3 separate regions of the Mus musculus genome follow, and regions 2 and 3 are each linked to region 1. The links are chromatin loops, found by intact Hi-C in ENCODE. Cell type or tissue: left cerebral cortex. All regions are shown on one strand. Region 1 holds the start of Tox (thymocyte selection-associated high mobility group box). Region 2 overlaps Nsmaf (neutral sphingomyelinase (N-SMase) activation associated factor). Region 3 has its middle 73 kb from the start of Gm22473.

Region 1 (2,500 bases):
ACTTTATACAGTATAATTTGTTGATGACAGAAACTTGAGATTACGTGTTTATTTAAAGCTACAGACTTTTTATAGCCCCACCCACTTTAACATCTACAAATGAATTTTAAAATCGGTGCTATGAAGCCCTGAACCTATGTACTTGTTATTGTAAAGACCTTTAATAGAGGAAAGATCACCCTTTCACTTATTTTGTGACTCAGAGGGTTTGAATGCAGAGTGAAAATCCTTCCTCATTTCTAAAGCCAACATCCATCACATTACTCTTAAGGTAAGAAGCTGTGTTCTTCCTACCCATAAAAGGAAGACCTGAGGACAACAGTTTAAGAGAAAGAGGCTACCATGGATGGAAACCAAAGTCAAGGAAAAGTTTCCAAAGGCCTTTGCATAGAGGAGAGAACCCCAGGATGCTAATTTACTATCCTTACAGGGCATCTGTTGCTTCCTCAGATCTTTGCATTTGACTGGTGCTCCTATTATAAGGGAAGAGAAACCTGGAAAAGGCTGCAGAGAGCTAGAGAGTAGCTGGCTATTACCCACCATGTACTAAAAACGGTTTGGGGTGGGGGATGGGAGGTAACAAGACTGTTTCCATATATTCTTTGACGCCAGAAACAGATACCTGTGGACATGAATTTTCCACTTTTTTACAGGGTCTTAGGCCCCTAAGGTGTGAAGCAATCAGGAATTCACCCTTGAAAGGTAAACATTGCCCACCCCTATATTAACTTCTCTCTAAAGTCTTTCTCAGGGAGAACGTAAGATGTCCGCTGGACAGTCATCAGGGTCCCAAAACTCTCCCAGATGCCAGGGGACACAATATTGCAAGTTTTTGGGGTTGACGAAGTAAAGCAAAATATGGATGATATCTTTATCCTACCAACAAAGAGAGCCCAGGGAAGCAGACAGCTGATTCGTGAAGGTTGGGGTGGGCAGTGGAGCTCCAAGAGTGCTACTGGGAATCCAACAGTGAAAGTATAATTCCAAGAGGCAAGTAACTAGCCCAGATGTGTTCCCTGTAGCGCATGGTGTGCTGATAACTGTTTCCTTATTTACCCTTCTAAGCACCCCTGGAGTCTTTTTTGCTAGTCCCGCAAGGGCAGGCTCAGCCTCTGCAAACCCTCCCACTGAGAACCAAAGCCGAATGCCGAGGCTCTCTGAGCACTAACTCCAGGAGCACCGCTCCTCGCACAGAGATCAACTGGGGTCCCTTGGTCAGCTGCACACTAGAATGGGGCAGAGGTTGCGCTCCCTGCAGGCTCCCGAGCAGCGCCACAAGACAGCCTCTCCTCTACCTCCCGCGCGGGGCAGAGGTTGGCAGTGCAGCTAGCGGGCAGGAGTAAGTGGTGGGGGGCTCAAAGAATGGGGTGGGGCGGGGGTGGGGCTGCGGGTGCTGGGCGGGGGTGCGCCACAGCGCCCCCTTGCTGTGCGAGCCCCACGGTGCCCCAGTCAGCCTTTGCTCAGTCTCTCCAGCCCCTTTGTGTGATTGTATCCACCTCCATGGCACCCACCCGGGGGTGCTGACTGGGGCACTGACGCTGCCCGGGGTCCCGCCACTACTGATCGAGCCGCATTCCCTTCTTCTGCGTTTGTCCCTCGCCTGGTTCTCGGTCCCCAACTGTACCCTCTGGGCCGCGTCCAGCCTCTGTCGGCACCCCGCCGGTCCGGGGCACTAGTGTCCTCCGATCTTGATCTCCCCTGCAACACCACACACACTCCATCACTCCCCCATCCCAGGCCTCTAACGTGGAGAAAAACTAAAAGCAAAGCAAGGCAGAGTCTCCAATAAAACGCCCAGTACCCCGAGCCCGAGCGCGAGTGCCGGGCGGCGAAGGGCGCGGGAGGCGGGGATGGGGCGGCGGGCGGGGGGGACAATGAGCGCGTGAAGTTACCTGCCCGGCGGCGGCGGGCCGACAGCGCCGGGGCCGAGCGGACCAGGCAGGCTGCGCGCTCGGTGTGGACGGGTGCGCGCCACGGCTTGGGGGGGAGAGTTGAGCGCTTTTCCACCCTCTGTTTTTTTTTTCCTCTCTCTCTCTTTTCTCTCTCTCTTTTCTTCCTCTTCTTAAACAAACCACAAACGGATGTGAGGGAAGGAAGGTGTTTCTTTTACTCCTGAGCCCAGACGCCTCTCTGTTCCGTCTGAGCTTTTTTTTTTTTTTCTGAGCACTTTTTTTTTTTTTTTTTTTTTCAAAAAGGAAAAGAAAAGGAGTTGCTTGATGTGAGAGTGAAATGGACGTAAGATTTTATCCTCCTCCAGCCCAGCCCGCTGCTGCGCCCGCCGCTCCTTGTCTGGGACCTTCTCCCTGCCTGGACCCCTACTATTGCAACAAGGTGAACACTCTGCTTTTGTCTGCACCGATTCTGGCGGCTCGATCCCGGGAGGGGGGCAGCGGTGGCTGGACCGCGATGGGGCCCGCTGGGCGGACTGGGCCGGCTCGCAGAGGCCCGTCCCGGGCGCGCTCGGTCGCAGCCCGCGGCGGCGCTGCGTGCGCTCGGGTAG
Region 2 (2,500 bases), 540 kb after region 1:
GTGCGGCCGCTCGGGACTGCTCGGGACAGTCGGCGGCCTGCGAGCCCTGGGCCTCCATGGCGTTCACCCGGAAGAGGCAGCGCGAGCAGCAGCTGCAGCTCTACTCCAAGGAGAGGTGCGCGGGGCGGGAGGCCGGGCCGGGCGGCAGCCGGGGACTCTCCTGCAGGCCGCGGCCGCCTCCGGGGCCGCAGAGCCGCGCGCGGGTGGGCCCGGCTGGCGGGGGCGCCTGGGGACGCGAAGGCAGGGCGGTCCCCGCGCCCGCCCGCCCGCCGTCCCACGCCGGCGTCTCCCCACCGACCCTCCGCGCCCTGCATGGGAGGCTGTTGGGGAAGCGCGTGCGGCGGGGCGGCCGCGGTCAGCCGCGGCCCAGGGAGGACGTGGGTAGAGCTCCGGCCTCCCTCAGATCCCGTCCCCGCACAGGAAAGCGCACTTCCGCCCCGTGGGTCCCTCCCAGGGCGGTTGGTTTTGTGACCCAGCTGTGGTTCCAGCGGGAACGCGGGCTACATTTTTGTTTGTTTGTTTTGAGATGCGGGTTTGTCTGTGGGAGCCGGGATCCGACGGTCACGTTGTTGCTGAGTGGATCCAGCGAAGCAGGCTATGCCAGGAAATGCAGGTGCAGCTTTTATTCTGGGTGCTCTGCGGAGGCTTCACCTGTAGCTATTGCTCAACCCGCCCTCTTCCCCAAGCCCCGCATCTCTCTCTAAGATGTAGTGGGCTGGCAGGGTGGTCCGCGCTGAAATTACCTTTCCACCTCCGGAATTTAAATGGAATTTCTTTGTCTGGCACCCGACGACTTGTTAAGACTTGTTGGTGCTCTGTGTTACATTGAAGAGCATTCAGATTAACATTTGAAATGTTTTAAACGCGTGGCCTGTCATGTTTCTAGGACTTAGTCATTTGTAACAATCCTGTGATAAACAGCGAAATCGGACAGGGGGTGTTTTGTCGTAGATTCTGACTTATTTTAATCGTCTTACGCTGCTCTGTAATGTTAGAGGAACTCGCTGCCCCGGTTATTTCCAGCAAATGCTGGTTTGTTTACATATTATGTACATATGTTCACAGTACTCCAAGGTAGGAGTGCTCCCAGCCCAAACATTTATCAGCTGCCAGCATCAACTCTTCCCTACACTCAGCACCAGCAGCTGATTTCTACTTCCTGATCACCCCAAATTTTTATTTTGAACGTAAACCAAGCAGATTCTTTATAAATCATAGAATCCATTTTTAAAAAGGGGAACTTTTAAAAGTTAACTTTGGAAAACCAACCTTACAGAGACCCAGATCTACCATTTCTGCCCACGCGTTTCTTGGCTTATCTTTTGGCAACATTGGCTTCAAATGGGCAACGTGTTTATAAAGGTGTCGGGTTTCAGCTATCTCAGGGTTTCGCTATCTCAGAGAACAGTTCTTTCCCAGAGCTTGAGGCTAGCTTCAGAGATAACCAGGGGCCTCTCTGCTGGGTGTACTCACAGAGGGTTTAGATTTCTACAGCTACCAAACACTGAACCCAGAGAAAGAGAAACTGAAGTTAGCTTGTGTCTCTGACTGCTGATTCAGCTGCAGTTAGAATACGGTACATTTTCCACATAAGTAGAAGCTCCTGCCTGGGAGATTCTGCCGCAGTGATGACAGAAGACTGGAGAAAAGTCGGTATATTCCAGATGTTTAGTGAGATAGAGATGAACAGCGCTGGTATTGTATATGGCATTTAAGAGGGCCGGAGAAAGAAACCGGCTGGAATTGTTAGGTACGATATGAGACTCGGTTAAATATTAATTCTAGATAATTTTTTAGCAAATGTCACATGTAGATTTGGGGACATATTTATACTAAAACCACAGTACAGACTAAATATATTGTTTATCTAAAATTCCACTTCCATCTGGACATCCTGTACTGTTATTTGCTAAACAATACAACCTTGCACTCTGACTTAGATTTCAAATAACCGTGCACTGGTGCTGTTTGATGACGTTTATGGGGGCGGGAAGCTTAAGTTTTAGGACTAGAAAGGAAATAGTTCAATAAAATATTCTTGTATCCCTACAATTATGTCAGGAGACATATTGACTTTACTGGTTATTTCAAAAGGCCACGATTAGATGCCAATGAAGGCAAATGAAAAGTCAAGAGACAATTCCAATATATTCTCTGAAATACTTGGGCATGGCAGAAATGCTCTGTGGGTAAGCAAATGAGGATGCTCTACAAACTACCACTGAAGATATCTCCACTTAGGAATATTTCTGTTTAAGTTTTGTTGTCCCAACTCTTCTCATCTTAGGTGATGTAGAGGTTTAGATGGCTGAGATGCCCCGAGCCTTCAGAGAGAGAGAGAGGAGAGAGGAGAGAGGAGAGAGAGAAGAGGAGAGAGAGAGAGGGGAGAGAGAGAGAGAAAAGAGGAGAGATGTATTCTGTTGGTTTGTAAGCCGTTGTTTTAGCTCAAGCATTATTGATTATGAAGTTTCTGTTATGCCTGTATGTCACAGTCATTTCA
Region 3 (2,500 bases), 430 kb after region 1:
CTACGTTCTGGGATTAGAGATGTGTGCCCCCATGTCCTGCTATGATGTCTGATTTAAGATGTTATGTTCTTGGGGCTGGAAAGACAGATCAGTGATAAAAAACAAAAAACAAAAACAAACAAAAAAAGAAAAAACACAAGTGCTTTCTAAAGACCTAAGTCTAGTTTCTAGCACCTATATCTTGAGGCTCCCTACAATCAAGTTCAGGGCATCTGACACCTTCTTATGGCATGTAAAGGAACTACAGAGAAGTGCTAATACTTACACAGACATGCACATACACATATAACTGTAGACTAAACTTTTTAAAGAAAAGAACGAGATAATCTTGATTCATTTATGGGTGTACAATATACCATCATCTTCATAAACAGAATAACCAGGCCGTGTATTGTGGAAACAGAAGACTTTGATGCCTCCCATTGTCAGCAAAGAGATCCTAGAGACTCTTCTGCATTCCCACACTCCACCCCTCCTAGTCTAGACTCTCTTGCCTTTGCTCACTCCTGAAAAGCCCTAGAAAAGGGCCTCATTCTGTTCAGAGAGGTGAGCAAAGGCCACCCCAGCCATGAGAGCCTGGAGCAGAAATATCTTGAGTTCAAGACCAGCCCTGATACAGCAAGCAACGGGGCTTCCTCCAAGAAGGAAAGCAGCATCTATGCTACTGTCACCCCTAGTCCTGGGCTGCAGAACTGCATCCGGGCCAGATGCCTGGATCAAAGGTCCTGACCCTTTCCGTTTCTGTTCGGAAGGACTGTGCTGCAAAACGCGCCTTGTCCCATCCCTCACACACTATAATTCCATTGAAAATTTTGGGTTTGTGTTTCCATCAAGTCCCCAATACCTTATAGACAAAATTATTTCTCTCCCTAGGGCTCATAAAAGTCATCAAAGAAACACAAGGCAAGAAGACATGAAAGCTTGGCTGGTCCTAGAGTTAGAAGACATTCTTTGTAATTTTCACAAATAACCATAATTCTTTAAGAGTTTTGAACCCTTTTCCCTACCGAATATGTCTAAAGTCCTAAACCTTAACAAACCTTTACAATTCCCTAGGACTGTATAAAGTGAAAGCTTATTAACGTATCAGAGAAGACCTGCATTCTACGTTAGCTTAGCGCCACCAAGTGGGCATCAGGGGAAAAGTCACTGTTGGGAGTGATTTTTTTGTTTTCGTTTTTTTAAAAAAAATCTTTACCTTGGCCCCCTATTAACTGCCTGGAAGCATATACTGAAAATGGAGTAAATTCAGAAAAATCTTGACTTTTAGTTTCACATTCCATATGGTAATAATAAAAGAAATTGGCTTACATTTTCTGCAAAATCTGATGAAGCAGATTGTCATTGTCAACAAATTCCATTAAAAATTGTTCTGTCTCCAACACTTGTCATAAAAACATGACTAGAAGTTTAGCAGGACCCAGGTTTCTGCTATCATGAATACTATGTATTTAAGTGCACCTTCGTTGGATATTTCTTGAGGTTATAAAATTATTATTTGTCCCAAAAGACTGACTGTCATGTTCCCTTTATGGATACACAAATGTATAATTATAAAGTACTGATAATGCCTGTGTTCTGAAATACAACATTCTCAGGACACGAAAAGTGACCCTCTTCTCTTTGCTCACAATGTAATGACATTAGGTTCTGGGAATCCTAAGTAAATAAGATGTTTTAGGTTATAGAAATGGGATCACAGAGCATGTCCCCTCTTGGTGCACCTTGAAAGACCGTGTGTGGTCTAAGCCTGTTTTTTCCTGGGCAACTAGAGAATCTTGAGGCTCATCTACATTGGATAATGTAGTTTTATGATATATTTATATCATATACATTTATCCCTGAAAAGGTATATAATATATGTATATATATTATAAATAGATAGATAGATAGATGATAGATAGATGGTAGATAGATAGATAGATAGATAGATAGATAGATGATTGATAGATAGATAGATAGATGATAGATAGATAGATAGATAGATGATTGATAGATAGATAGATAGATAGATAGATAGATAGATAGATAGATAGATACTCCCTATAAGGATCACTTATTTATTCTGTTACAGGTTGGTGTGTGGGTACTTCCAATGTGAGCAACTTTTGATAATGCTCTAAGAACCTCTTCTGACATGTGACATTATACTACTTAGCACAAACTTTTAAGTAGGTATAAAATGTAGAAAGCTGTCAAAGGACACATATTTTTAATTTTTCCAGCCTAGTGTTAGTAGTGTATAAATTCACATTTCCTAACAGAAATTTAAGAGCACCTGGGAGGCCATTTTCTGCCCAACATTTGTATTGCTTGGTTTCTTCTTCATTTCTTTTTGGTGGTATGCCATATTTATTTTGAAGTCTTTTTTTAAAATAAAATATGGAAATATTTTATTTAAAATTATTATATTAATTATTAATATGAATATTTATATTTTATAGATATAAAACGATTATATTTATTTGAGTAAAGTACTTTTGTGGCCTCTTATTTATTC

Evidence for each region. Hi-C counts contacts between places; a loop is a spot of excess contacts. Peaks named below come from ENCODE experiments on the same cell type or tissue, not always from the same donor. Only the 100,000 strongest peaks of a DNase experiment are listed, where the experiment ranks them.
Region 2: it touches region 1 in a loop (2.6-fold over the local background); 3 of 42 quality-filtered maps call a loop at or near these places.
Region 3: a loop joins it to region 1, with 7 times the contacts of the local background. A loop is called at or near these places in 3 of 42 quality-filtered maps.

What each region holds. Positions count from the first base shown.
Region 1 is chr4:6,990,221-6,992,720 of GRCm38, reverse strand. It overlaps Tox (thymocyte selection-associated high mobility group box), which reads left to right and starts at 1,885. Exons shown (of 9, transcript NM_145711.5): 1 at 1,885-2,331. The coding sequence starts at 2,230. In left cerebral cortex, CTCF peaks have their summits at 1,231 and 1,438; DNase peaks (open chromatin) are centred at 1,255, 1,523 and 2,442; H3K4me3 peaks cover 1,624 bases; H3K27ac peaks cover 1,472 bases.
Region 2 is chr4:6,451,600-6,454,099 of GRCm38, reverse strand. Nsmaf (neutral sphingomyelinase (N-SMase) activation associated factor) reads left to right here. Exons shown (of 31, transcript NM_010945.2): 1 at 1-115. The coding sequence starts at 57. Among named protein-coding and RNA genes, the nearest start is that of Nsmaf, 1.4 kb to the left of the region's middle. In left cerebral cortex, no CTCF peak of the experiment used is centred here; DNase peaks (open chromatin) are centred at 959, 973, 979, 1,470 and 2 more places; H3K4me3 peaks cover 2,126 bases; H3K27ac peaks cover 1,960 bases.
Region 3 is chr4:6,560,378-6,562,877 of GRCm38, reverse strand. No RefSeq gene overlaps it. Among named protein-coding and RNA genes, the nearest start is that of Gm22473, 73 kb to the left of the region's middle. In left cerebral cortex, a CTCF peak has its summit at 1,137 (motif pointing left); DNase peaks (open chromatin) are centred at 618 and 1,102; H3K4me3 peaks cover 243 bases.